Linked DNA regions of Homo sapiens: region 1 is linked to region 2. Evidence: chromatin loops called from intact Hi-C (ENCODE). Cell type or tissue: GM12878. All regions are shown on one strand. Each heading gives the region's core, and the rest is flanking DNA. Links, peaks and the distances in the headings are about the cores only. Region 1 overlaps TSPAN5 (tetraspanin 5). Region 2 overlaps TSPAN5 (tetraspanin 5).

Region 1 (12,346 bases), core at 1,553-9,552, 120 kb after region 2:
CTCAGGACTTGCTTTATGAATCTGGGTGCTCCTGTATTGGGTGCATAAATATTTAGGATAGTTAGCTCCTCTTGTTGAATTGATCCCTTTACCATTATGTAATGGCCTTCTTTGTCTCTTTTGATCTTTGTTGGTTTAAAGTCTGTTTTATCAGAGACTAGGATTGCAACCCCTGCCTTTTTTTGTTTTCCATTGGCTTGGTAGATCTTCCTCCATCCTTTTATTTTGAGCCTATGTGTGTCTCTGCACGTGAGATGGGTTTCCTGAATACAGCACACTGATGGGTCTTGACTCTTTATCCAACTTGCCAGTCTGTGTCTTTTAATTGCAGAATTTAGTCCATTTATATTTAAAGTTAATATTGTTATGTGTGAATTTGATCCTGTCATTATGATGTTAGCTGGTGATTTTGCTCATTAGTTGATGCAGTTTCTTCCTAGTCTCGATGGTCTTTACATTTTGGCATGATTTTGCAGCGGGTGGTACCGGTTGTTCCTTTCCATGTTTAGTGCTTCCTTCAGGAGCTCTTTTAGGGCAGGCCTGGTGGTGACAAAATCTCTCAGCATTTGCTTGTCTATAAAGTATTTTATTTCTCCTTCACTTATGAAGCTTAGTTTGGCCGGATATGAAATTCTGGGTTGAAAATTCTTTTCTTTAAGAATGTTGAATATTGGCCCCCACTCTCTTCTGGCTTGTAGGGTTTCTGCCGAGAGATCCGCTGTTAGTCTGATGGGCTTTCCTTTGAGGGTAACCCGACCTTTCTCTCTGGCTGCCCTTAACATTTTTTCCTTCATTTCAACTTTGGTGAATCTGACAATTATGTGTCTTGGAGTTGCTCTTCTCGAGGAGTATCTTTGTGGCGTTCTCTGTATTTCCTGAATCTGAACGTTGGCCTGCCTTGCTAGATTGGGGAAGTTCTCCTGGATAATATCCTGCAGAGTGTTTTCCAACTTGGTTCCATTCTCCACATCACTTTCAGGTACACCAATCAGACGTAGATTTGGTCTTTTCACATAGTCCCATATTTCTTGGAGGCTTTGCTCATTTCTTTTTATTCTTTTTTCTCTAAACTTCCCTTCTCGCTTCATTTCATTCATTTCATCTTCCATTGCTGATACCCTTTCTTCCAGTTGATCGCATCGGCTCCTGAGGCTTCTGCATTCTTCACGTAGTTCTCGAGCCTTGGTTTTCAGCTCCATCAGCTCCTTTAAGCACTTCTCTGTATTGGTTATTCTAGTTATACATTCTTCTAAATTTTTTTCAAAGTTTTCAACTTCTTTGCCTTTGGTTTGAATGTCCTCCCGTAGCTCAGAGTAATTTGATCGTCTGAAGGCTTCTTCTCTCAGCTCGTCAAAATCATTCTCCATCCAGCTTTGTTCTGTTGCTGGTGAGGAACTGCGTTCCTTTGGAGGAGGAGAGGCGCTCTGCGTTTTAGAGTTTCCAGTTTTTCTGTTCTGTTTTTTCCCCATCTTTGTGGTTTTATCTACTTTTGGTCTTTGATGATGGTGATGTACATATGGGTTTTCGGTGTAGATGTCCTTTCTGGTTGTTAGTTTTCCTTCTAACAGACAGGACCCTCAGCTGCAGGTCTGTTGGAATACCCTGCCGTGTGAGGTGTCAGTGTGCCCCTGCTGGGGGGTGCCTCCCAGTTAGGCTGCTCGGGGGTCAGGGGTCAGGGACCCACTTGAGGAGGCAGTCTGCCCGTTCTCAGATCTCCAGCTGCGTGCTGGGAGAACCACTGCTCTCTTCAAAGCTGTCAGACAGGGACACTTAAGTCTGCAGAGGTTACTGCTGTCTTTTTGTTTGTCTGTGCCCTGCCCCCAGAGGTGGAGCCTACAGAGGCAGGCAGGCCTCCTTGAGCTGTGGTGGGCTCCACCCAGTTCGAGCTTACTGGCTGCTTTGTTTACCTAAGCAAGCCTGGGCAATGGCGGGCGCCCCTCCCCCAGCCTCGTTGCCGCCTTGCAGTTTGATCTCAGACTGCTGTGCTAGCAATCAGCGAGATTTCGTGGGCGTAGGACCCTCTGAGCCAGGTGTGGGATATAGTCTCGTGGTGCGCCATTTCTTAAGCCAGTCTGAAAAGCGCAATATTCGGGTGGGAGTGACCCGATTTTCCAGGTGCGTCCGTCACCCCTTTCTTTGACTCGGAAAGGGAACTCCCTGACCCCTTGCGCTTCCCAGGTGAGGCAATGCCTCGCCCTGCTTCGGCTCGCGCACGGTGCGCACACACACTGGCCTGCGCCCACTGTCTGGCACTCCCTAGTGAGATGAACCCGGTACCTCAGATGGAAATGCAGAAATCACCCGTCTTCTGCGTCGCTCACGCTGGGAGCTGTAGACCGGAGCTGTTCCTATTCGGCCATCTTGGCTCCTCCCTCCTGTTTTTTTTTTGAGACAGTGTTTCTTTTCACTTCTGTCACCCAGGCTGCAGTGCAGTGGCGCGGTCTGTGCTCACTGCAACCTCCACCTCCCGGGCTCAAGCAATTCTCCCACCTCAGCCTCCCAAGTAGCTGGCACTACAGGTGCGTGCCACTATACCCAGCTAATTTTTGTTTTTGTAGAGATGGGGTTTCACCATGTTGCCCAGGCTGGTCTTGAACTGCCAAGCTCAAGCGATCCATCCACCTCAGCCTCAATCTCCCAAAGTACTGGGATTACAGGCATGAGCCACCGTGCCTGGCCCCTCCTAAATTTTTTATGTGCCTTAGTTTCAGGTATTTGAGAGAGAGTCTCATTTTCTACGTTCAAAGGCAGGAATAACAGGAACTTCAGAGTTATTGAACATAAAAGACTCAGGAGAAGAGGAAAATGCACCAGAAAGTAATTCTGTTCTGTTGTTATTTATACTCCTTAAACAATAAAAGGACAAAGTTTGCCAAAGAGCAACAGGAAAATCCTGTTAAAACATACACTTCAAAAAATCTCCAAGAGCTTTCTGAAAATAACACACAATCCAGAGGCTATTTAGAAAGAAGCAAAATGGACAAATAATATAAAAGTGCGAAATAACCCCCAATTTCATATAGATTATAATCTAAAAAGCCATTTTAATTTTTTTTTATTTTTGTTTTTAGAGACAGGGTCTCACAGTTTCACCCAAGCTGGAGTGCAGTGGCATAATCATAGCTCACTGTAGCCTCCAACTCCTGGGCTCAAGGGACCCTCCTGCGTCAGCCTCCTGAGTAGGTAAGACTACGTGCACATGCCACCATGCCCAGCAAAAGTCATTTTTAAACTGGTCTTTTCAAACTTGGAAAGTCAAATCTAAAGAAACAAGGTCATAATCAGCAGTAAAATTTACAAGAAGCACCACAAATGTCTTTACTTTTTAAAAGAAACTTTTTAAAAAAATTCAACTTTGAGGTATAATTTACATAAAATAAAATATATTCATTTTGCATTACCATTAAGTGTGTTTTGACAAATGCATCCAACCATGTAACCATCCCCACAATCAAAATATACAGCATTCCCACCACCCCAAAAAGTTCCCTTGTTAGTACCCCCATGTCAAACTCCAGAAAACCACTGATTTGCTTTCTGTACCTACAGACTAGTTTTGCCTGTTCCAGAACTTCATATGAATGAACATTGTATGTGGTCTTCTGAGTTTTATTCCTTTGACTGCACAATTTTTCTGGAATTCATGCATGCTGTTGTATGTATCTGTAAATTTGTTCCCTTTTGTTGCTGAGTAGTATTCCATTTTATGGATATACCACAATTTGTTTAACCATTCACTAGGTGATGGATTCTTGGGTTGTTTCCAGTTTTTGGCCACTGTGAATAATGTTGCTATGAACATTCACATACAAGTCTTTTTTGTGGACATGTTTTAACTTATCTTGGGTAACTACTAAATGGTTTTCCAAAATAATCACACTACAGATATATCTTGGAGATATGCAGGTTCCATTCTAGACCACAGTACTAAGGCAAATATTGCAATAAAGCGAGTCACACAATTTTTTTCTCAGTACACATAAAAGTTATATTTATACTATACTGCATCTAGTAAGTGTGCAATGCCATCATGTCTAAAAAATGTACATACCTTAATTTAAAAATACTTTATAGCCAAAAATGCTGAAAATCATTTAAGCCTTTAGCACATCGTAATCTTTTTGCTGGTGGGGGGCCTTGCCTCAATGTTGATGGCTGCTGACTGATGACGGTGGTGGCGCTGAAGGTTGGGGTGGCTGTGGCAATTTCTTAAAATAAGACAACAATGAAGTTTGCAGCATTGATTGACTCTTCCTTTCACAAAAGATTTCTCTGTAACATGTTATGCTGTCAGATGGCATTTTACTCACAGTAGAACGTCTTTTGAAACTGGAGTCAATCTTCTCAAACCCTGTTTTATCAACTAAGTTTATGGAATATTCTAAATCCTTTGCTGTCGTTTCAACAATGTTCACAGCATCTTCACCAGGAGTAGACTTCATCTCAGGAAACCACTTTCTTTGTTCCTCCATAAGATGCAACTCCTCATCCATTCAAGTTTTATCATGAGATTGTGGCAATCAGGCCCATCTTCAGGTTCCACTTCTAATTCTAGTTCTCTTGCTATCTGTATCACATCTGCTGTACCACATCCACTAAAGTCTTGGATCCCTCAAAGACATCCATGAGGGTTGGAATCAACTTCTCCCCAACACCAGTTAATATTTATATTTGTACCTCCTCCCATGGATCATGAAGGACCTTAATGGCATCTAGAATGATGACTTCTTTCCTGGTTTTCAATTTCCTTTGCCCATATCAATCAGAGGAATCACTATATAGTCTATGGCAGCATTAGAAAATGTATTTCTTAAATAATAAGACTTGAAAGTCAAATTCCTCCTTGATTCATGGACTACAGAATGGATGTTTTGTTAGCAAGCATGAAAGCAAATTAATCTCCTTGTACTATAAGAGCTCTTGGGTAACCAGGTACATTATCACACTGGAACAGTAATATTTTGGAAAGGATCTTTTTTATAAGCAATAAGTCTCAACAGTGGCCTTAAAATATTCAGTAAACCAGGCTATAAACAGATGTGCTGTCATCTGGGCTTTGTTGTTCCATTTATAGAGTCAGCATCATTCTTAAAGGCCCTAGGATTTTCGGAATGGCAAATGATCATTGGCTTCAACTTAAAGACACCAGCTGCATTAGCCCCTAACAAGGGAGTCAGCCTGTCATTTGAAGCCAGGCACTGACTTCTCCTCTCTAGCTATGAAAGTCTTGGATGGCATCTTCTTCCAATAGCAGGCTGTTTCATCTACATCAGAAATTTGTTGTTTAGTGTAGCCACCTTCATCAATTATCTTAGCTAGATCTTCTGGATAACTTGCTGAAGCTTCTACATGAGCACGTGCTGCTTCACCTTGCGCTTTTATGTTATGAAGATGGCTGCTTTCCTTAAACCTCATGAACCAACTTTGGCTAGACTCCGGCTTTTCTTCTGTAGTTTTTTTCTCCTCTCTCAACCTTCACAGAATTGAAGACAGTTAGAGCCTTGCTCTGGATTAGGCTCTTGTTTAAGGAGTGTTGTGGCTGGTTTGATCTTCTATTTAAAACTTTCTCCATATCAGCAATAAGACTGTTTTGCTTTCTTATCATTCATGGGTTCACTGGAATAGCACTTTCAATTTCCTTCAATAACTTTTCCTTTGTATTCACAACTTGGCTAATGGTTTGGCCCAAGTTTTTTGGTCTATCTCAGTTCTCACCATGCCTTCCTCACTAAGCTTAATCATTTGTAGCTTTTGATTTAAAGTGAGAGACATGTGACTCTTCCTTTCACTTAAACACTGAGAAACCATTACTCATCAGCCTAATTTCAATATTGTTGTGTCTCAGGGAATACGGAGGCCTGAGGAGGAGAGACAAGAATGGCCAGTCGGTGGAGCAGTGAGAACACACACATTTATTAAGTTTGCCTTCTTACATGGGCGTGGTTCATGTCACACCAAAACAATTACAATAGTAACATCAAAGATCACTGATCACAGATCACCATAACAGATATAGTAACAATGAAAAAGTATGGAATGTCGTGAGAATTACCAAAATGTGACACAGAGACATGAAGTGAGCACATGCGATTGGAAAAATGGCACTGATACTCTTGCTCCATGAAGGGTTGCCACAAACCTTCCATTTGTTAGGAAGCAAAAACCCAAAAACCAAAAACATAATATATGTGAAGAGCAATAAAGTGAAGCACAATAAAACAAAGCATTCCTGTGATTAATGGTAAAAATTAAAGGTTGACCCACAAATGTCTTTTTAATCTGCAGCATGTCTGATACGATCACTATTGGTCTGATAAGGAGGAAGCCTGTGGTATAAGAAGGTTATTGAGAATTTCCTCTCCTTTTTTGGCAAAACCAGAAACACTTTACTCATTTCAAAATTTCTTTTTGACAAAGCCTCACTTACCTCTCTTCCACTCCCTCTTCTCCACAGATGCCTAGGTACTCACAGCTCTCATATCAACCCTACTCTAAATCCCTGAGGAAGCTACAGAACCTGGCCTACCCTCATTTGAAGTGTTCTGTTTCCAAAACTACATTTTTCTCCTTTCCCTCTCTTCTTCCCCTACAATCAACGCTTTTGCCCTGCGACAGAATTGCTCATGCAGAAGATTAGGAAAGCAAGCTGATTAAATAGACATTTATGCAAGGGACTGGTAACCCCTTTAAATGAAGATGCTCAAACACGGGTGCAAGAGATGGCTGTCTCCATAATTCTACAATGCTGCTCTTCTTCCAAACAGGCTCCTAACACATATGACATACAGCAATGCAATAAAGTGAAGTGAAATAATACCAGGTATAATAGCAATGAAAAAGTTTGGAATATGGCGAGAAGGTGGCTGTATGCTGTAAAGTGGGGAAAATTTTACTTTACCACTGTAGTGTGGGAAGTTTACTGTATTTACAGTCTAGACCTACCTAGCCAAATTCTCTGTCCCTCAATGTTATGCCTGCTTTTCACAGCTTCTTTCCTTCTTCTATACCTTTGAACTCAAAAATTCTCAAAAGTCTCAGGTTCTTTTCATTAGAACCCATAGTAACAGTGGTGGCAAGGAGATGTCATTTGTAGACTGCATATCGCCATCTGTACTACAGTAAGCTCTCTAATCATTTTACCTACTAGTTCCTTTAGACTCCCCCCTACCAGGCACTTTGCTTTACAGCTTTGTCAATCCTAGGAACAAATACAGACATCCTTTGCTGAGGAACATCTCCCCACCATATCACTGATATCACACATGTTCATGATGTTGCTAAAGGACATTTACCCTGGGCCTTTTATAAAAGATCAGATTTCTCAAGTATAAAAGCAATTTTGCTATCAAAACAAATCTGTTGTCAATACATTTTGAGGCTAATACCATGATTAGTTGGCCAGCTCAAACTAGCGCATGGAAGAAAAACAAAATCAGTGCCTTGGATACACCAATGCCACTGTGGTGTTTGTCTTCTGCTATCTCAATTCATGGGAATAAAGTTACCCAGAGAGCTTACCTATCAGGCAGGAACTGGACAGAACAGTTGTGGCCTATGCAACCATCTCAGAGTGTTAGTGGAACACACACACTCAAGTGGATCAGAACTGTCTCAAACAATATAAATTTAATGTGGTGGTTGATCTTGCTGTGGGTTACAGATGCTCATCTCCTTCACAATGGAAAATAAAATTGGTGCCCACTTCAGCTCCTCAGCATTTCTTATCTTACTCTCTGGCTACTTACTCTGAAGGCTGAAACCAGCTCCAGTCATCAGAGAACAGAAAAGCCACAAAACCCCTCTAATCACTTCCGAGTTATGCAGACTCTAAGACAGCCCGATCCTAATGGACACTTGAGAAACAACTACTTTCTTGAATTTCTGGAATTACTTTGGTCATTTTGAACGACCGCTCTATTGGACTGCCATTTCCTTTTCCCTGTTTGATGCTTACTGAACCTCTGGAGTGTATGAAAACAGGCTGAACTAGCATGAAAAAAAAAAGAGAGTATCAGTCATTTCAATCACGCAGCACTGCACTGAGGTCTTGGCACTCTGTGATCTCGTAGTACTGCAGCACCCAGTAAACTCATTATCATCACTCCGGGAAATGAAGCCAAAACTCAGTTCATGTAACTTTCCCCATCACCAATCACCCAGGCTTCAAATATGTTCTATTCTTTACACCAAACCCCTAAAAAAGGGGTGGTTATTTTAGTCAATTCCCGGGCTTTGTGAAGACTTCTTTCCACAGAAATGAATGCTTTGTAATGCTAAGCAGATTCTTACACTGAAAACTGTTCTAACATCTCGTCATCAAAATGACAGAGCCACTGCATCCTTGACACGGTGCTGTTCTGGAACTGAATTGGTGAGATGAATCAGCAATGAACTGTCTTATAAAACAGCTAACATGACATGATATGTATTAATGGGAACAAGGCACGCAAAGACTATGAAGTAATGTCTTTACCATTATCTAGGCAGTAGTGGGATTTATACTTGAATACTATATTTAGTCTGAGGTTTCCATTTTTAAGATGTACGAACAAACTAGAATAAGCCCAGGGGGCTTACATTTAGAGAAATATCTGTTCCTAAGTGTGGAAGAAAATTTTACAACTACAACTACCTTCATACCCAAAAAGAGGGAGAGAGAAAAGAGAATATTTACTGAGCACATACTACAGTCTCAGTACTCCTTATGTGACTATTTAATCTCTAATACAACCCTAAAGAGCAGGTCTCATGCCATTTGTCAGATGTGAAAACCAAGGCTTGGAGATGTTATGCAGCTTGCTCAGGGACACTCAGCTGAGATTCCTCAACCCTTTTCTCCCACTCAGACTTCACTCTTACAACATCCAACTGCTACCAGGCACTGTGACTCAGTAGATCCCAAACTGAATTCACTCGCTCTACATTTTAAATTATATAATAAATTAAATACAAAATAAATATTTCAGTATTTCCATGAAAGAAGTCAGTTTGTGAAGGTTTAAAAAACAATAATGGTAAGTTATTGCTTATGTGTTATCTCTTTTCTCTTTTTTGTTGTTGTTGTTGTTGAAACAAAGAACTATTTTCAGAAAGTCTGGTGACCTACTGACATCATCAAAAACCGCAAGGTTTGAAAGAGTCAAACATTTTAATATAAACTTGAAGCAGTAACTGGATTATCAGCATATCAGAAAAAATGTGCCAATTATCAACCAACAACTTGGCTAAGGTTCAATTGTGGGGGCACTAATCAGTTCACTGAGCATAATATCGCATCACCCTTCCAAAGTTGGTGCCAGAACTGTTTGGTGGACAAAGTAACCAACACACGACCGGTCAGCTGAGAAGAGCAGAGACATACCTCTGCCCTGCCCTACCTCCTAATTCAGCAGTCACTACTCACTGTGACCTCCTGCATGAATCACTTGAGTCTCTGACCCAAAGAATGTCCAAAAGATGACAAGCATACAATTTTTAAGAAAAATACTCCATAGTATACTGAAGTTCACTTATAAGACTAATTTAAAATACCCAGTTTATACAGCCTTTTAAATGGCTTAGCCACAAACTGTCAATCCCTCGGAATACTTCATCCCTGTGAATAATCACAGGAGGAACTAATTTTTAATGGCTTCTCAACAGTCTAAAAATGGAGGTGTACATGTGGCTATTTAAAATTCACCCATTTATAGTTAATGTGTTTTTGATACTATATCTTAGCTGCCCATCCAGCATTGGTCAAAAAAATCACGAACCATTGTGAAATAAACACCTCCCTGTAGCTCCTCTCTGCTGTGTGGACTTCACGGAGTTGTCCCCACACAACCCTGCCTCTGGAATCCAGCTTGTCCTTGTTACCTGAGGTGGGGCTCATGTTGACACCACCATTTGTTTTCTCTGTCTATGGCATCTGTATGCACACGGCACATTTCTCCAAAAGGGACACTGAACACTTGTTTCTGCACAGCAGTAACAGCTGCTCTGGGCAATCAAGACCATCTAAAATTATGCACATCACAAGAGCCTACATTTTAAATCAGACCACCCTAAACAAACTCCAATCGAGTGAAAATCTACCTAGCCATTTTCATGTGATGCAGTCACAGAGCAAAAGAAGCTTGATTTTATTTCTGCAGATTACCTTTATCTTTGAAGCCATCTTTGCTACATAAGGCAACTCATCAAGTTCAATTGTTGTCTTACCCCATTCTGAAAGGTTTGCCCTTGGATCTGTACTTTTCAAAAGAAAACAGGACAAACACAAAACACTCATACCATAAAGACTTCCAAAGCATTCTTAGGTTTGCTTTATGAGCTACTCCAGGAAGGTTACGGAAACATCTTTCCACACTACATGCTATTTCTGGATAAAACTATAATGGATATACAGGTAGATAATTCTTAAACATAAACTATGTAAGTGTCTAAATATTTGACTTCCCCTCATCCTCCACCCTACATCAAACACCATTATTAAGAAAACATACTTTGAAGTATTTATGTATTAGGGTTCTTGGTTATAGTTTTCCAAAACGACAAAAAAGCTATTATTAGCAACAGCTTAAGTGAGACAGCTTATGCAATTATTGAACATATATGAAAGGCAATGAGGAATTAAATGCAGAGGTTTTTAAAATTCCTGAATTTTTGTGACTCTTTTTGAAGAAAAGGAGCAGAAAAGAAAGCTCTGCAGTTTGGTAAAGAAACGTCATTTGGTTCTATAAAGGCTTTACGGTGATTCTCACTCCAACTTTAAAAATATGTTTTCATCTTTAGGGGGCATTTATGAGTAGTCACAAAGTAAATTATGTGCAAGAAGGTGAAAGAAAGAGTACTTCCTAAAGAGGCGAGGTGCAGACGGATGGCTGCAAAGGGCCTCCTCAGCTCAACTCCCCATAGTGGGGTGGTGTGGCAGGGGGAGGTGGTGAGGCAGTTGGGGGAAGGGAGCAGCCGGGGGACCTGCCATCCCAGCAGACATTCTGGTCAGCATCCTCCATTTCCATAGCAAAAAACCATCACTGTGCTTGTTAAGTTGTCATTTCCTGAAGGAAAGCACCTGTCACCCTCCTCATTTTCCCCGCTCTGGGCAGTTCCACAGAGTGTAATCTTGCACTGCGATTCCCAGCAGCTAAGGTAACTGAGTTTTCAGAAAAACAGGGGAGAGAGTTCATCAAAGAACCACACATCCGGAGATGGGTATCCCACACAATTAGTTTTGTGGAAGTGGAAAGCAATCACAAGAGAGGCATTTCTGTATGTTTGGTGAAAGTGTTGAGGAATGCGACATGTGATAAAGTCTTAGACATGAACCCCAGAAAGACTGTCTTACCTAACGAAAGAATTTGCTATCTTTAAGTAGAAATTCTAACATCCACTGTGTTTCTCTTTTTACTTTGGTTTCCAGGAAGCTCATTATAAATGTAATGCTCAAATAACCTCAGTAGCCTAAGTTATTTGGCATGATTTCCCCCTTCCTCCATATAGTTTTTGTGATTTATTTGTATTTTATCAGTCCTATTGCCTACATATACATTTTGTTACAACCTTCCTTACATGCTTTTTGCCTGTATTTAGAGTACACAGTTGGGAAAAAAAAGAAACAATCTGTGATGCCTTAAATGAAATTTTTTTTTTTTTTTGAGATGGAGTCTCACTCTTGTCACCCAGGCTGGAGTGCAATGGCGCCATCTCAGCTCACTGCAACCTCCGCCTCCCAGGTTCAAGCGATTCTCCTGCCTCAGCCTCCTGAGTAGCTGGGATTACAAGTGCCCGCCACCATGCCCAGCTAATGTTTGTATTTTTAGTAGAGAGGGAGTTTCACCATATTGCCCAGGCTGGTCTCAAACTCCTGACCGCAAGTGATCCGCCTGCCTCGGGCTCCCAAAGTGCTGGGATTACAGGCATGAGCCACTGCGCCGGGCCATGAAATTTATATATACTATACCTATTCATAAGATGGTATTTTTTCCTGAAGATTTCTCAAAAAATAAGTTTAATGTTAGAACCCTATTCGTTATAGCATAACACGCTAGACATAAGCTGCGGGAGTGTGAACGAACAAAGTATCTGTTTGAATTCACAGGATTCTAGACTACATCAGGCAGACATTCCCGTTCCCTATCACAGATAAAGATACTTATGATAGGAATTCTTCACTTCCTTTTTTTAGTCACTGGGATCCTTTAGGACTCTGATTTTTAAAAGCCATGGAACTTCTTCCCCAGAAAAGGATGTGTACCCTCACACAATGTTTGACATATACTTTCCAGGCATTCACAGACCCCTGGCCCCATCTGGGTTCCTTCTTGCTACAGAAATGGCAGGTAAAATAAGTCTCCACTGGAGT
Region 2 (12,346 bases), core at 2,917-10,916:
TAATAATTAAAAAACAAAACAATGCCCCGACCACATAATCACACAGACAACCTGACGTCTCACAGGGTCTGATCAGAAACATGGTTCCACTTTTTCGGGTTGTTTATTTTCCTTCTCTGCGGGGTGTGGGGCAGATTTTATTAGCTTAGAGCGCAAGGAATGAGCTAGCTCTGCCCAGAGGATCTGTAGGTGAAAGGGGAAGCATTAATGCCTCTGAGAATACAGAATTCTCCCAAGGGAGTGTTAATGTGGGACAGGAACTGGCGACAGGAGGCGCACTGTGCGGCACCCGCTGGCCAGTGCAAGGCCACCAGGATGAGCCCCTCAAGCTCTGAGTGGGCACTCTGCTGCCATGTGGCTCTCCTCAGAAGGGAGAGGAGGTTTGAGCTGGTGGGAAGGGCAGCTGGCGGGGCAGCACAGTCCTTAGTGACTTTGTCTCCTCTTTCAGACCAAGAGAAACAGCTGAGGTGGTCCCCTGGAGGAAGCCCACAGGGAAGTTCTGCTTTTCCACTCCAAGACCATAGCTCCTTTTAAGAGCCCCACAGCCTCCACCATAAGAAGGAGCATCCCCACTGAGCTCATCAGCACCCACTCGGCTCTGCTTCTGAGGGGTAAGGGCGAGCCTTGGGGAGTACATCTGGAGACTGCAGGGCCAGAGAACAGTTGAGGAGTCCCAGAAGGGTTCTGCAGCTAGGAGCACACAGAGATGCGTGGAGTAACCTCTCATGTTTGTCATTCTAACACTAGAGAGTTACCTTTTTTTTTTTTTTTTAAGAATTGTGGTCTCACTCTGTCACCAGGATGGAGGGCAGTGGCATGATCATGGCTCACTGCAGCCTCAAACTCCTGGGCTCAAGTGATCCTGTTTCAGCCTCCAGAGTAGATGGGACCACGGGTGTGTGCCACCACACATGGCTAATTTTTTAATTTTTTTGTAGAGATGGGGTCTCACTATGTTGCTCAGGCTGGTCTTTAACTCCTGGGCTCAAGGGATCCTCCCACCTCAGCCTGCCAAAGTGCTGGGATTACAGGTGTGAACTACTATGCCTGGCTTAAGAATTGCATTTTAAGTCATTCTATATACCAGGCACGATTTGACACAAAATATAATCAAACCTGTGGCAAAAGTGAGTGACTTACAAATAGATTTTATATTTTATTCTTTTTTATAATAAAATGCAAACTGCATGACTATAGTCATGATGACATTCAGGAGTCTGGGCAGCTGTGGTCTTCCTACACAGCAGTCCAGGCCTATCTTGTCTCAAACTCTCCTCCTACTCCTAATAGTTCCCCTAGAACTAAGCCAAAAAGAAAAGGGTTACTAACCCCAAACCAATGCAGAGAGCTCTCATATGAGCCTGCCCTTCTCATGAAGAAAGGCTAACAGATGATACAGGCAAGTTGCCTGGGTCTCATATTCCACTCCATTGCCTGCTAGCAGTGCAAGCTTGGGAAAGTCACTTACACCTCATGTGCCTTGATTTCTTCCCCTGAAAAGGGAGGGTAATGGTGGTATCTGCCAGTAGGAATGTGCCCAACTTAAATGAGCCAACACACATAAAGGCTTAGAATAGGAACCAGCACACACTGCTAAATTAATGCCAGCAATTATTACTCCTACTAGGAAGATTTGAGCACCATAACCCCCTACAGGAGCTACAAATACGAGTAACCAGGTAAGAAGAGGGTTCAACCAAAAAATCACTCTGCTCGTCCCATGCACACTCTCGGCATGATGTACAGAGTAGGCCAATAGTTCGCTGGCATTCACTTACTGCGGGATCTTTAGTGCAGCAGGAGAATGGAACGCCACATCGCTCTCGACTTGCATTGGAATCTGTGCAATTGAAGTAAATATTTAGGTTCCAATCATCAGCTCCAAAAGCCCCACAGCACTGCCACTAGAGCAAACAGGAAAGAATTAGAACATCCCAACTTGGAGGCAAGCAGTCACCTACACTCACACCCGCCGAACGACACCAGCTTCTGCCAGCTCTGACCTTCTTTTCTGTCCTAGACTTTATTTTTAAGCCAAACTGAACCTAAATGGCCCATATAAAATCTTCCAAATTAATTAGGGCTGAAGGTTTGTAGGGATGTGTTGGCACGTGATTTAAACAACTGATGAGACCTGTGGTGTTAGGTGGAAGAAGGGCAGAGCAGCTGTACAGCAGGGCTCAGTTAGAACAAGATCTGTTTGGCTTGGGCACGTCATTCTAGAAGGAGAAACAAGAACATTCTAGAAGGGTAAATAAGACACTAACGACAGTGGTAGTGACTGAAGGAGGCAACTGGGGTTATGGGTGGGCTAACTATAGCTTACTTTTTCAAAGTTTTGATCTCTACATTCTAATAGTTTTTTTAAAGATCTGTTTTGTTTTATGGAGCGCAGGGAGACCCCCTGAAACTATTGCTATGGAATAAAAGATGAAATGCTCCTGATTACTGGAAATACAAAATTGCATGCAGGATTGTGTAAAGACAATGCCAGGTTGGACTGCCAGAATGAGCCAACAGTGCGTGATGTGCTTCCCCCTGCAGAGAGCCTATGAATGGACGTGCAGTCAGGGAGGTTTCACATCACCAAGATTCCTATCCCAGAAAAGCAGATGTTCATAGCTCTGGGAATAGAATGCGACCTTTGTGGAGAGCCTATAAACAGACACATGAGGGGCACCTGTCCATATGTATAAGACAGGGCTATAAATGCCCTCATCTTGCCACGGCTCTTCTAGACCTCTTTAGGGTTAAGGCATACTCCCTTCTGAGAATTTCTGGTCTAACTGGTTGTGTAGCTTCACGTCCTGTTTCTATGGATTGTTTGTAACTGGCTTTTGCTGCAACTGTTACTGCTGACTAATATCTTGCTAATCATAGGTTGTGGAAAGACTGTGTTTCTGTTTTAAGGCTCTGTTAGAAATTACTGAAGCACACACTATATTGTAAATTCTTATCCCTGTATACTGTACTTTTGCATACAGATGTTATGTTAAAGAATTACTTCATCCCCATGTGACCATCTCACCTCATAATCAAATGACCTAAATCCCTCACTAACCTACCCCCACCCTCACTAAACTTAATAATAAATTCTGGTATATCCAGTGCATTGTTGGCACTGCGTGACCAGAAGGCGGTGACCCCCCTGGACCCAGCTTTCACTATCTTGTGTGTGTCTATTATTTCTCGACCTGCCGATCCGCCTGGGAACAGAGAGATCCCTGTTGCATTGCAGGCTGCTGGCCAGATCCCGCAATAATGGAGGTATAACTGACATACAATAAATTGCACATTTTAAAGTATACAATTTGATAAATTTTGACATCTGTATACATCACAAAAATGTCACCACAATCAATGGATATATAGTTGATATATCCATTACCACCAAAAATTTTAGAGGTTAACTTTTCATCATATTTGTTTCTACTCTGAGTTTGTTTAAAAACAAGTGCATGTGTTTTACATTTTCAACTTTAAAAAGTCAGTCTTCCAATTAAAATATATTAAAACAAGCGGTTAAATTCAGTGGTTCTTAAATGGGGCCGGAGTCAAAGGCTACTACACAAGCCCCTTCCTCACTTCCCTGGGATGCACTTTCTCTACTTCTCTGAGTTAAATAAATATCAAGTCTCAACCATTTGAAGACCTTCCGGACCAACAGCTACTTCTAAACATTACATTCCATGATGCAAAAAGAAAATCACATGAAACTGTAGTATTTCCGTTTAAAGCACACAGCATCCCAAGACAACATGGTCCTTCCAGGGCTTGGGTCATGCATTTCGAGGTGTGTCCACAAAGCTCCATCAATGTGTCATGCAAACTAGTCAGGAATAATGCCAGGAAAGGGATTATTAGGGAGCCTGCACCCATTAGGACCTAATAAAACAGTGAAGTCGGCTGAGGACATGAATCAGGGCTTAATTTCCCACTTAAGGGGCAGCTTACTCCAGGACGAAATGTTGCTGCCACTGAACAAAACCACATAACCCTGCTCAGTCCTGAGTGCCTAAGGAAGGGGATGGCCTCCCTCATAAAGAGTGTCAACATGGCTGCTGCCTCCCTTCATCACAGGCAGACAACTATCCAACCCCAAGAAGGCTACCGTTCACTGGGCTTCTGCTTGCCCTCCGGTCCTGCCATATACATGAATGCCACAGACACCGCTGTCCAAGTCCAAGCTCAGCCTACCCGACTTTTCAGTGCAGGTATATAAAGACCTGCAAGTTTGTAGGACCCTAACACCTTAGCCTAATATAAAAACATGTATGTCTCATTAGTGTCATAATATCCCTGTGAGTTAGACAGTAGCTAGTATTATTTCCATTTTGCTATTGGGGAAATAGGTCAAGGTCCTGTGAGCCCAGGGTCCCTTATCAGATTTTGGCACTAGACCTGTGTCTTTTGGTCCCTTGCATTCTGAGTGAAACGGGACATCTGCTGCTTTGCTGGCACTGAAAGAGCCATTTCACAGGCATGCTCAGAGACGGGAGGGAGTGGCCTGGACTCCAATGCTCAGGGATAGGAGAGAGTGGCCCGGATTCCACTGCACAGATTCTTCACTTGTTAGAAGCCACTAGGACTTAGGAGTTTCTAAGCTTTTGCTTTTAACTGCATGTGCAATAATAATATTTGGATAGGCACATTTTAGGAACTTTGTGGCAAATTATTCTGTTGATAAGTAGATTATTATGAGCTGTGAAATATCAAGGATTACCAAAAAAGGGGGCAAGGGATAAGAAAGAATCCATATTTAATAACCAAAGAAAACTTTAAACCCGGAGCAAAACAATGTTCCTCAAATGCAAATAGGAAAGGACAGCCATGATTATAACGTTTTGCTCAAGCATTTTCTTCTTTGTTCCTCTAACTTAACAGAAGTTGAAACAAGTGAAAATAGGAAATTTCCATTTAGAATACAAATCCTGTAAGTCACAGAGCAAGTCGGAAAATAATAAACAAACAAACAAACACCCATGCAGAATAGTCAGGTAGTTTCCAGCTGGCAGATGCAGAAACCAGGAGGGATGAAATTCACTGGGGTCATCGTTCAGAGAACTTTCAACTTGAAAACAAACCACTTTAAACTTACATATTCCTGGGTGAAGTCTATGAGGTTTTGCAAATCAATGTCATCCCGATATGCTCTGATGTTGTTGTTTATAAAGAAATACAGCTGGTCTTTGATCCAGTCTTTGAAAACAAATGCTAGAACTCCGGCAGTGAGCTCCAGGAAGAAAATAATTCCCAGGAACACAGAAAACTAAGATAAAAGACACATACACAGAGAACAGTTATAAGGGCTATTTTGATCATATATAGCTAAATGGTTCCTCTCTAAACAGGTTTGTAATTACATTGGATTGTTACACATCTCCAAAGCAGATAATCTTCAGTTTCTGCTGATTCATTAATAGAATATTACACTCCAAGAAAGGACTTTTAAAAATCATTTTATAATCACATTTTAGGGTCTCTAGTGTTCCATTTGATAATTAACCAACAAAGCCCATAAGCAAACATGGATAATAAGGATTTCTCATTAGACCCACATTAAGGCCTAATTAATTTCTCATGATTAATGTACTGCCAGATGCTTGTAACAATGACCTGCCCCTATCTCTAGTAAGCTTCTGTAACTTGAAAGATAGATTATTCCAATATTTTAAGATCGCCTGTCACTTGTTACTGTGGCCTTGATTCTCTATGCAATATATTCCTTTTATGGATTCAGACACCATTTTAATTCTCTTTTGCACCTGCTATACAGGGTAAAATAACAGATGTGTTCATCTTAGATGAAGGGGTCAAAGAGGAAGTAGTGGGGTGGGCAGTGACCGCGAAATGAAAGTTATTTCCCATCATAAAAACAAAATGAAACCCCTGAGTTGAGGGCTTTCCTGGGAATGCTAGCTGTGCTTGCCTTCCTCTAGGAAGCATGGGCCCCAGCAACATTTTAAGTGACATCAAAATGCAGCCAAGGGGAGACTTCCGCTTAATGTAGACAACAGGGGTTTTAAAAGAGGGGCTCAAGACCATGAGGCAACGTGGTAACTGCCCGTAACTCTGGAGAAATTCCCCTTCCATCTAGAAGACTCAGAAGAGTCTCAGCTTAGTCATATCGACTTACTGCTCACGCCCACTGTTTTTTCCACCTCCTACCATCCTGTATTCTTAACCTTCTCAAACTTTGTTGTTAAAATAGATTATGAGAAATGAGCTGTGAAGGACCAGAGGGTACAGTGCGGGTAAATTTCTGGTGACAACAGCAGAGAGGGTGACATGGGCCACAACTGCTGGGCAGAGGTCCTGAAGGCCACATGCAGAAGAACAGTGAGCAGCTGAGGAGGCAGGGGGTGCTCAGGTGGTCTGCGGTTCTATCTTCAGCAAGCAGACAAGGAGCTGCCAGCCAAGAGAAAAATGTATTGGGGAGGGGTGCAAAGGAAACAGCAGTTACTCATTAAAAGAACAAAAGACAAACAATGTTTATTCATTCAGCAAACATCTACTGAATGACCCACAATGAGTCAGGCCCTGAGGTAGGTGGGCTTTGCAGAAACAAGGATGAGTAAGAACAAGGGGTATCCTTGCCTTCGAAGATGTCCCAGTCTTATGTGATTAGGGAGGCTAGGCAGGGAGTGGGTATCTGCAGACATTAGATGTCTGTAGATCTGGCAGTATTTGTCTAGGGTGCCAAGTACTGCTCTGTGAGGGTGGGCACGGGAGGAGGAGTGGAAGGTGGAAATAAGTGTTTGGCAAAGTTTTTGGACTCCCAGGTTAAGGCCCCAATTCTAGACCCTCCAGCTCAGCCCTTCAGGTTTCCCTAGAGTTCCTGATTATATATCCTTCAGGAATTCGCCAGAAATGGAATTTAAACAGTTCTTAATTATCATCAGTGATGCCAATAATTTCAATTTAAACTTTCCCCAATCTAGAAAAATGAACAGAAAAAATATCACACCACTTCTGCTCAATGCCTACCCTACAGTGTAAATAACGCCCTGCCCTGTATTAGGCCCCACCTTAAGCATGTAAATATGAATTATGAATTATCACAGTACAGAAATGACAAAATTATAGCTAGCATGCATGAGCATACACAGGAAACACCAAGTCAGGGAAAGATTTTAATTCAGTTTTTGTTCTCACCTCCATAAAAGTTAAGTGCATTTTCCAGTTCCCCTGGTAAATTTTCTCTTCATGTTACATATTATACATACCAAAAATTGAGTCCAAATTCAATTCATATAAAATATTTGGCAGATACCTACATGCCCCAAGCCCTGTTGAGCTAATTTCCTCTATTTCCAAAGGTGCAGACACTGACTCACAGGCTTCACCCTAGAGCCTCGGTCAACCAAGAAGGTCTATTTCCATTTTGCAGTATCTTAGTTCCTAGATTTTCCCTCAGCAAGTCTCCTAGGGGAATCAGATCTTTAGAGCTATTTGGAGTCCTGTGGACGTTTACTTACTACTTATCTCATACCTTCTGTTCGAAGATTATTCCAGGCAAGTTTTTATTGTTTGTCCTAAATGGAGAGAGGCCATTTAAGATATTTTCCAAGTCTTAAAAGCCAAGAAACAACACAATTCTCTTCATTTCCAACATGAGACTTTATAAATTAAGGTGCTGATTTAGAGAAATGTGTAGTTTTCTGCCTGTTCAGTTAACACTGGACTCTTCAACTGTAAGAAATGATAAACTATATTAAAGGGGCCACCACTATAAATGAAACTATATTAAAGTAAATCACAATTAAGGGGACTGAGCAGGTGCAGTGGCTCATGCCTGTAATCCCAGCATTCTGGGAGGCTGAGCAAGGTGGATCACTTGAGGTCCGGAGTTCAAGACCAGCCTGGCCAACATGGTGAAACCCCATCTTTACTTAAAAAAAAAAAATACAATTCAGAGGATCCCAGCCAGGTATGGTGGCTCACGCCTGTAATCCCAGCACTTTGGGAGGCTGAGGCGGGTGGATCACCTGAGGTCGGGAGTTTGAGACCAGCCTGGCCAACATGGTGAAACCCCATCTCTACTAAAAATGAAAAAATTAGCCAGGCACGGTGGTAGGCTCCTGTAATCCCAGCTACCCGGGAGGCTGAGGCAGGAGAATCGCTTGAATCCAGGAGGCAGAGGTTGCAGTGAGCCGAGATCACACCATTGCACTCCAGCCTGGGCAACAAGAGTGAAACTCCATCTAAAAAAAAAAAAAAAAGGATCCCACATTTTGGGGCATGGAGGCCGAAACTGATGAAATAGTGGCAACAGATGAGTATGACCAGGACCCAATCAGGCTACAGGAAAGCTGGCAAGGTGAGCTGAGCACTGGAGCACTGAGATGCCTCAAGCCAAGAAGACTGGCAGGTTGGCAGGTGGCAATCAGGGACAGAGCTCTCCTGGGGGCTCCCCAGGTTTCTGACTAGGTGAAGAATGAAGCATTTGGTTGTGTGTGTATGAGAGAGGGAGGGAGAGAGAGAGAGACACTGTGTGTGTGTGTGTGGCAAAGGAAGGATCTGGCAGATAAGGCAGATGGAGTCTTAGGAAACTAGCTACAGCCACTGTGGTCCCATGTATCCACAAGAGAGAACCAGCTGCTTGTGAACTTATCTGTAAGACCAGGTACCCCTCGGTTCTCCTTGTTAGAATAAGTCATGCTAATTTTCAGGTTAAATAGCCTCCAAAAACTTCTCCGAGACAGAGCTGCTCAGAAATGGGCTGCCCTGGGTGGGGCACACCGTGTACCCTCTTCTCAGGGATGTTTAAGAAAAGACGCTGGAGGATGATGTGGCAGAAATGCTGGGGAAGAGAATCACACATTACATGACTATTGGGCTACTTCTTGGATATGCTTTTTTTTTTTTTTTTTTTTTTTAATGAGAATGTCCCTGGATGATGATGTGTCAACAAAAGTTGGGAATAACTGTGGTAACAGGAAATATTACACTACAACTGTTCTCTAGAAATCTCCACCATCCCCATCCTTCCTCAGCAAATGAAGGTGGGTGCTTTGGATCCTTTCTCTGTTCTTAGAAAGGGGAATGGATGCTTCGTATAGAGAGCTATGATTCAGACGCCCATCAGAGTGCCAAGCTCCATGCTGACAGGCACATTTGGCTACATTCAACAACCCTATATAAGATACATAAACGGCACATGCCATTTTCTTCTCCTTTGAAACGAGTCTCCAACGCAAAGGCTTTCACTTTTCATTCTCTATTTTAACTTTAAATACCAGTGAACCCCCTGGTGAAACCTCTCCTCTACAAACATTCACTCAGACAGTGATCACGCCAACCGCACCACATCTAAAAATTACAAAGGAGAACTTTGTACCAGCTAAGGACAAAGAAGCTTTACCTTTTACTGTTTCTCCATATTTAGCAAAACCTACTGCTTAACAGATTTAATCTGGACAGGCCACAGTCACTGTGCTTTTGCCTGGTTTCTCCAAACCAACAGCCTGCACAGCTCCCCACTTACTATGTGCATTAAAACGGTGGGAAGGAATCACTTAGAAGAAAATATATATATATACCTACCTTAGTCCTAAAGATATCTTAGGGAATGGAATCCAAGTCTGTGATATATATGCACAAAACCTCCATGGATGGCATGGTGGGGTGGTGGGGGTGGTGTTGTACTTATTAAGGAGGCACAACTGGGAATCAGGGCTAGAGAGCTCTCTCAAAAGAAAATAATGACCTGGGCCCTACTTTGGCCAGTGCCTTTGGTACAGCTCACTGTCTTGCCTGTAGATAGGGTGACCTCCTGATGGAAGGTAAAGTTTTGGCTCTCAATCTGAGAGTAGAGAGTGGAATACTTACAAACTTGAGAAGGAAAGTGTTTTCCCGTAGCGCTCCAATGCACCCTGCAAATCCCAAAATGAACATCACTCCTCCCACCACAAGGAAGAGCCAAACTGGGTCAAAGCCGCCGAGATCGGTGATGGAAGAGATGTTGGACAGAACTCCCTGGGAGCAGAAAAGAACACACAACAAGGCACGGGGATGTGGGGTCAGTTTTCCAACATGTAAAGATTATTGCATTTGTCCTTTCCCCTCCCAAAGAAAACCTTCAGAGGGCATCTGATTATCAGGTATGTGATTAATACTTAAGAGAGGAAAGAAAGAGAGAGAGAAAGAGAAAGAGAAAGAAAGAGTGAGAAAGAAAGAGAAAGAGAGAGAAAGAGAAAAGAGAGAAACAAAAGGGAGGAAGGGAGGAAGCGAGGAAGGGAGGGAGGGGGGGATGGAGGGAAGGAGGGAGGGAAACTGCTTTCTTTCCAACATCTAAACGTGTTCATATTTTTGGGAAAACTATATGTAGAGAAAAAAAAAAAAAAAAGAAAAGAAGAGCCCAAGAAACTGTCATTAGACCCTGTAAGGAGAAGACGTGGTGTTACCTTTGGTTTCAGTGTCTGCAAATATAAGAGGTCTTCAGTAAAAACAAACAAACAAAAAAAGACAGATGTATAAAAAACACACACACCCCCTGACCCCCAGAGAGGGGGGAGGTCATCTTCTGTAAGACCCAATTCACGCAGAAGTTAGACAAATGCCTATTGCAAAGCCCTTGGCATTTCTCAGGAAATAGGATCGAGCTAGAAGCTGAAAACTAACACAGCACCCGGTCCGGCTACAAACACCTACAAGTTTTTTTTTTCCAAGAAAATATCGTACCTCAGGATCTACTCTTGAGCTCCATGGGAGACCTTTATTAGGCTGAGATCCCAAAAGCCTTGTGTGGTTTGCTCTGGTGGCTGTTCTGTGGCTTGCTGTTGGGGTATTTCTTACCCCCTTCGAGTTGAAATTTAAATGATTTACAAATCAAAGGTTACTTCCTCACTTTCAACTCTTATTCTTCTTCCACAAGAACACCAAACGGACCTCGAGTAATTTCACTTTTCCACAAAAAATGACATTTCTTTACTGAAATCCCCTCTTCCCTTATGTGTGATACCATATTAAATACCACCCAGAACCTATGTTACAAGATTATTTTGAAACTGTGGATGTGCATGGGCCTTAAACAGCCAATATCACCAATATTTTAATTTTATTGAAGTTGTTTGGTACTCTCAAATCAAAATACCTCCAGAGAATCACAGTATAGTTTGCTGTAAAGCCTTAATAATAAAAAAAAATTGTTTTCAAAGCACTCCCAATAACCTGTAAGAACAGGAAGCAATCATCTGATTTTATACTTGAGGAAAATGGAACTCAGAGCAGTTTGGTGATGGGCTGAAGGTGACAGACGCCATCGCTTCTTTGAAACCAGTACACAATGTCTATTTCAGTACCAAGCAGGGGCCACACACTTGCTTCCCAGTACTTCCCAGTCAGCACTAACCAACATCTGAACTTAGGAGTTTTAAGTTTTAATCCATTTAAAGGTTGTAGGTAGGAACATTTGGAGAAGCGTATTTCGTTTGTTCTATTTTTCTGTCTGTTTCTTCCTTTAGGGGGGTGTCAACTTACGAACAATAATAGGATATTAAGAACAGAATGTATATGGGGAAATAAAGAACTCTTATAATGTAAAACTTAAACCTAATTTTAAAAAGTCTAAGGTTTAATGTCACAGACAAATGGTTGAAAGGCTATTAAAGCAGTTAGGATTGAGGTTGTATTCATTAACTTCTGAGGTGACATCAAAGAAGGCAACCACACCCTTCACAAGTCTGCATAGACCAAAGGTTTGATCCAATTTTGTTTCTTGGGTTTCCAAGCAGTGAACTATGAATATTTACTCCGGGGGAAAAGGTTGAAGGAAAACAGAAATACTCAAACCAAATTCTCCACCTATACAAATGATGCTGAGAAAAAACTTGCCAGAGAAGTCGGACAAAATCCAAGCAACAGGCTGGGTGGAGTGGCTCACACCTGTAATCCCAACACTTTGGGAGGCTGAAGTGGGAGGATCGCTTGAGGCCAGGAGTTTGAGACCAGCCTGGGCAGTATAGCGAGACCCTTTCTCTACAAAAATAAACTTAAAATAAAAAATCCAAGCAACAGTGCTAAAGGCCCAGGGTTGTTAGGAAACCAGCCTCTCCTCTGACAATGCCTTTAACCACAGATGTTAGTACCTGAAGCTTTCAGGTTATGGACCTTCTCAGCCACCGGAAGAGAGAGAAGACTTTGGGGATACATGAAGACATTCTTAAAAGACTTTAAGCTTAATTATGGGAGAAGAAGACACAGCTAACTTGGCACCAGAAAGAAGAGGTAGCAGTAGCAGAATTGACAGAGAGAAATGTCAGTTCCATCATAAAGAGGCATTTCTAATACTGAGAGACAGGACTAGCTGGATTTCCCAGGCCGAATAAGAATTCCTAAGCCTAGC

Evidence for each region. A loop is a pair of places that touch in the nucleus more often than their neighbours do. Peaks named below come from ENCODE experiments on the same cell type or tissue, not always from the same donor. Only the 100,000 strongest peaks of a DNase experiment are listed, where the experiment ranks them.
Region 1: a loop joins it to region 2, with 2.4 times the contacts of the local background. A loop is called at or near these places in 2 of 110 quality-filtered maps.

The regions. Positions count from the first base shown.
Region 1 is chr4:98,596,089-98,608,434 of GRCh38, forward strand. All of the region lies in intron 1 of TSPAN5 (tetraspanin 5), which reads right to left. Among named protein-coding and RNA genes, the nearest start is that of TSPAN5, 56 kb to the right of the region's middle. RefSeq lists an enhancer at 1,497-2,095. In GM12878, for the core only: no CTCF peak of the experiment used is centred there; no DNase peak of the experiment used is centred there.
Region 2 is chr4:98,476,907-98,489,252 of GRCh38, forward strand. TSPAN5 (tetraspanin 5) reads right to left here. Exons shown (of 8, transcript NM_005723.4): 3 at 9,832-9,978; 4 at 5,099-5,269; 5 at 1,779-1,904. Among named protein-coding and RNA genes, the nearest start is that of TSPAN5, 180 kb to the right of the region's middle. In GM12878, for the core only: no CTCF peak of the experiment used is centred there; a DNase peak (open chromatin) is centred at 6,135.